2 separate regions of the Homo sapiens genome follow, and region 2 is linked to region 1. Evidence: chromatin contacts called from ENCODE Hi-C or POLR2A ChIA-PET data. All regions are on one chromosome and are shown on one strand. Each heading gives the region's core, a stretch centred on a gene start or an enhancer-like site at or near the end of the contact. The rest is flanking DNA. Distances are from core to core; before and after follow the strand shown. Region 1 overlaps ZNF532 (zinc finger protein 532). Region 2 has its middle 82 kb from the start of SEC11C.

Region 1 (2,700 bases), core at 167-2,666:
TTAAAGATTTTTTTTTTTAAGATCAGACAAGGCAATGATGATACCCTAACTTGGAAAAGAATGTTAATCTGATTAATAAACTAAATAGGCCTACTCAACTCCAAAGTTTTCATTTAGAGTCAGTAGCAATTTTACATTTGAATGTCAATATTTCTATACCTGTTCTTAACACAGGAAGCCCTACACCAGTAAACAAATATACAGTAAAATCAAGAAACAGAAAATAAAATCGATACCACTGTTATTTCAACAATGCTTGAATGTTTCTTACGCTTTAAATGACTTAAAATATTCACTTGTCTCCTACAAACTATTTCCATGACTAATATGTTACTAACAAGCAGCCTCCTCAAATGAATTCAGCAGACCTGAACCTTCTGAACATAATCCCTCCTGCCCATCCACACTCTCTACTGAAACGAGGGCACGAGATGTCTTGAGAGGGTAAAGGGCTGCGTCTACCCTGCTGCCGGCCTCTGCCTCCAATGGATGTGTGTTCGGTCATTTGAGAACAGCTCTGATGGCAGCAGGTCACCATTTTTTAGTCACTGCTCTGGGTCACCCTGGCACATAGGAGAGGGCCTATGGGCATCTGTATTTCCTCTGGAGAACTGTGAGAATGGGCACAAAGAATTCTAAGGAGCCGCTTAGGAAAAGGTCAGAGAAAAGCTGACTGGATGTGAGGGTCAGAAATGAAAAGAGAGAAGTTGAGGTTTTACCTGGCATTCCTACGGCAAAGTTGAAGAACGGAATGCCTCCTAAAACCACCTGCCTTCCCTCTCTCAGGGCCCTGAGAGAGGACTTCCCATGTAGCTTCAAACCTCACTGTGCAATTCTCTGTCCAAAGTTACAGATGTAACTTTTTTCTCTTTTTCCCCGTAAGATTTATAAGTTTAACTGGATTGGCCTGTTTTTACAAGGTCTTGAGATGTTAGTTACTTTACTGCAGAGCACAAGTACCCTTGGGGGAGGGGGTGTTGAGAAGCAGACAAGGTTTTCGGGGCCGTACAATGCAGCACAATGTTGTATACTAATCATTTGTCATCATTAACCGTAGCAGGTGTGACAAAGATGTTCACTTCCTCCCTGTTTGAAACTGCTTAGTGTTGTGAACGGCCCAAATGTCCAAGAGTATAAATAAGTGGTTAAATAGAAAACTAGGCCAGCATGGTGGCTCATGCCTGTAATCCCAGCACTTTGGGAAGCTGAGGCAGGTGGATTGCCTGAGCTCAGGGGTTTGAGACTAGCTTGGGCAACAGGGCGAAACCCTATCTCTACTAAAAATACAAAAAATTAGCTGGGTGTGGGAGCTACAGGTGGCTGAGGCACAAGAATCGCTTGGGCCCAGGAGGCAGAGGTTGCAGTGAGCTGAGATCACGCCACTGTACGCCAGCCTGGGCAACAGAGCAAGACTGTGTCTCAAAAAAAAAAAAAAAAAAACTATATGAAGATTTTTTAAAATGATGTCACAGACCTATACCAATGGCATGGAAAGATTTTCATGCAAATTAAAACAGAAGATAACAAGATAGAATGTATGGTATGATCACATTTTTTAAAGGGCATAGAAAAGAAAGAGAAGGCATAGGATTGTCAGCATCTCTGCTGGATGATAGTATATGTATTTTTATTGCTTTGTTTGTCTCTACTTCCTGTTTTTTCTGTAATTGGCATAGGACAATTGTTTTAAAAAGGATAGACTTGGCCGGGCGCAGTGGCTCACATCTGTAATCCCAGAATTTTGGGAGGCCGAGGCAGGCGGATCACAAGGTCAGGAGATTGAGACCAACCTGGCCAACATGGTCAAACCCCGTCTCTACTAAAATACAAAAAAGAATTAGCAGGGCATGGTGGCGTGCACCTGTAGTCCCAGCTACTTGGCAGGCTGAGGCAGGGGAATCGCTTGAACCCAGGAGGCAGAGGTTACAGTGAGCTGAGACCACGCTGCTGCACTCTAGCCTGGTGACAGAGGGAGACTCCGTCTCAAAAAAAAAAAAAAATAAATAAATAAATAAGGATAGCCTCAAGAAAAGAACTGAGATTTACTAGCTAGGCTAAGAAATTGCTGAGAACTCAATTTTCACATTTTGAGAAATCACTATTTCACAGCTATGCCACAGCTCATTTTGTTCATGCTACATTCCTTTGGGGAGGGATTCTGTTGTTTGGACGTGCTGTCTTAACAACAGGAAGTGTAAAACAGGAGACCATCTATTTACGTAGCTATCATTCTGAGGAGGCTGAGCAGGTTGTTGGTGTAATATTAGAATCCCTCCCCACAAAATACTAACAGATATAAAAGGGAAAATGGTGACTTTATAATGGAGAAACTGCCTCGCCTCGATGATGAAGGGTGGCATCACCACTACCTTGTAAGACAGGTGGATGTCGCCCTTGCCCCCAGAGTGATCCTTTGAGAAAAGCATGGCATCACGGCCCAGGCATTGCCACCAAGAGCACATGCCTGAGTCCAGCAATGACAGTGCAGTGACAGACCAAGTGAGGGTCAGCCACAGGAGAGGCCTGGGTCCCCTTTTGGACGGCCAAAGACATGAGAACAGGGGACACTGAGCAACTGCTTCAGACGGAAGGACACTGATAAGGCAGCACAAGTAAATCCAAAATGTACACCCAGATAAGATCTCGGACCAGAGAGGAGAAAGACACGCATAACAACTGGGAGGAATCTGGATGAAGTCA
Region 2 (2,700 bases), core at 157-2,656, 110 kb before region 1:
CACTGTGCTCCAGCCTGGATGACAGAGTGAGACTCTGTTGCAATAGAATAAAAAACACAGACAAAAAAAAAAAACACCTGCATCACCTGAGAACTTATTAGGAACCCAGACTCATGGGCCCCACCCTGACCTACTGGCAGTGGGCTCAACCATCTGTGTGTTAAGAAGCCCTCCAGGTGACCCTGATACCCCCTCAAGGCTGAGAAGCTTTGCCTAAACAGTGCCATTCACGGGAGGCATCCAGGTTATACCCAAGCCCAGGGAATCATCATCTCTGCACATGGACTCAGGGACTAGAAATTTTAAAACTCTCCTGAGTTTCCCAAAGGCAGATTGAGAACCCCTGCTTTAAATTTATCACCGTTAAAATTATCACCATTCCCCACTGAAGCTAGACGCACTCTCAGCCCCTAGCTGCCCATGCAGGGACCACTGGAGGAAGGGAAGGTGTTTGAGGACTAGACGTATGGTTCTTCAACTGTGGCTGCACATAAGAATTTATTCTGCAAATTAGAATTTGTAAGCACCCTGGGAATGCTTACAAAAGTCCGCTGCCTGGGCCCCATGCCCAGAGATTCTGATTCAATTGTTCGGAGGTGGGTGGGGATGAAAGCATCAGTAGATTTAGAAGCTCCCAAGTGACTCTAATATGTGGCCAGGGTTGAAAACCGCTGGGCTGGACATGAGTGAGCCTCCTCCTCAATCACTTCACCATGCCATGATATGGGAAGGGCATGATAGTCTCCTGGTCAGGAGGCTTGGGATGTTGTCACCAATTCATTCATTTATTCTCATATGCCACCCACTCACAGATTCACATGGAACACTCACATACCAGGAACGGTTCTGGCCATTTTATTTTGGAAGATCGGCAAAGGCTGCTCTGAGAAGGTGACATTTGCACAGACACCTGAAAGATGTGAAGGAGAAAGCCCTGCCAAGATCTTAGATTTTAACAGAAGAGTAATTCAGGCTCAAAAGCAAGTGCTAAGGCCCCGGGTTGGGGAGGGTGGGGAAGGGGGTTCGGGGAGCGTGCTTGGTGCGTTGAGATGAGTTGGTGTGGCTGGTCCAGTGTCAGCAGGTAGGAGGGTGACCAATGAGGCCACTGGAGGAATTCAAGCAGATGACTGACATAATCTGATTTTCATTTGTGTCACTGCATTGAGAGAAGATTAGCAGGTAATCATAACAGTTTTTCCTGTGTAAGTGTCATACATGCCTCATTGGGGAGGGGAAATAGCACTGTGGATTGGCTTCTAAGTTCAAATCACACCTGTGCCACCTACTAGTTGTGTGACCTTGAAGAGGTAGGTTCAGTCTCTCCATCCAACAGAGCCACCAAGCAGCAATTGGCTGCTGGAGGAGAAACACAGTACAGCCACATGGGGGCGCTCCTTCCTCTGGGAAGCGTTTCAATGGGCAACGTTGAGTTCAGAGAGGACCTACCAGTGCAGGTTGAAAGGTTCAGAAGTTTGGAAGCAAGAAGGCAATCAGCTTTCCCATCCAGACCAAAAGTTTCATACCCACTTTTTCCATGAACCAAAGGGCACAGGGTGAACAGCCTGGCATTCAGCAGCCCTCCCCGGGAAGTCCTGGCCAGAAAGGGGCAGGCTGGGGAACCGCATTACCTGGTTTCTGATGGAGCCACGACAGGAAGTTTATATGCCAAGGTGATCAGAGCAGTGGCTGTGAAAGATGCCAAGAACAGCATGGCCCCAAGGAGGATGAGGATCTGTGTACTCCTGCAAAGAAGAGAGGATACGGAGAGGAGTGCCCTTCAGTTTCTTGCCCCACACATGCGCTTCCTATGGCACGAAAGGCTGGAAATCCTGACCATCAGAGGTACTTCCTGCTTTTGAGAGGCCCTGCTTTTGAGAGGCTGATGAGTGGCAGGGAGAGCGGGGCTGGGGCTGGAGGACCTGAGGCAGCCTCGGTCTTGACCATCCATTAGTTGTGCCACACCGGGCAGGGCCTTGAGCTTGAGTTTCCTGGTCTAGACAGGAACAGTAATCGCATCCTCGCCTGCCCACCCTGAGGCTTACTATGCAGCTCAAAAGGAGTCCATGCCTGGGAACGTCCCTTGTCATCTATGAAACCCGATATGGATACAAGTGGTGGTTGATTTGGGAGAGAGGACTGTCAAAGGCAGGGTGGGACACGGGGTGGACCCACTCCAAGCACAGGGGAGAGAGGATCGAGAAGGAGGATGGTATGGTTTGGATCTTTGTCCCTGCCCATATCTCATGTGGAATTGTAATCCCCAGTGTTGAAGTGGGGCCTGATAGGAGGTGACTGGATCGTGGGGATGGATTTCCCCCTTGCTGTTCTTGTGATAGTGAGTGAATTCTCATGAGATCTGGCTGTTTAAAAGTGTGTAGCACCTCCCCGCTTTGCTCTCTTCCTCCTGCTCCCACCATATTAAGATGTGCCTGGTTCCCCATCTGCCCTGATTGTAAGTTTCCTGAGGCCTTCCCAGAAGCAGAAGCCTGCACAGCCTGCAGAACCATGAGTCAATTAAACCTCTTTTCTTTATAAATTACCCAGTCTCAGGTAGTTCTTTATAGCATGTGAAAACGGACTAATGCAGAGGGGGAACCAGGCACGCCTTCAACTGAGGAGCAGAGCCTGAGACAAATGTCCGGGTGCAGGTAGTTCACGTGGGTGTAGGAATGAGGGATAGGGTAGGAGAACAGGGAAGCA

Evidence for each region. A loop is a pair of places that touch in the nucleus more often than their neighbours do. ChIA-PET counts read pairs that join two places held with the same protein, here RNA polymerase II (POLR2A). Pooled maps may share reads with other maps.
Region 2: a map of A673 shows a loop between it and region 1 (4-fold over the local background). The contact joins two enhancer-like sites. A Hi-C loop is called at or near these places in 6 of 168 maps with a recorded cell type or tissue (A673, Calu3, OCI-LY7 and 3 more), 5 of 37 single-sample maps with no recorded cell type and 6 of 50 pooled maps. POLR2A ChIA-PET finds 5 or more read pairs at or near these places in 7 of 52 experiments (PC-9, Panc1, WTC11 and 4 more).

The regions. Positions count from the first base shown.
Region 1 is chr18:58,945,032-58,947,731 of GRCh38, reverse strand. All of the region lies in intron 5 of ZNF532 (zinc finger protein 532), which reads right to left. Among named protein-coding and RNA genes, the nearest start is that of ZNF532, 82 kb to the right of the region's middle. Within about 2 kb of position 1,416, at least 3 of the 41 ENCODE cell types and tissues checked have a DNase peak (open chromatin) inside an H3K27ac peak, as active enhancers do.
Region 2 is chr18:59,056,082-59,058,781 of GRCh38, reverse strand. It overlaps the pseudogene OACYLP. Among named protein-coding and RNA genes, the nearest start is that of SEC11C, 82 kb to the left of the region's middle. Within about 2 kb of position 1,406, at least 5 of the 41 ENCODE cell types and tissues checked have a DNase peak (open chromatin) inside an H3K27ac peak, as active enhancers do.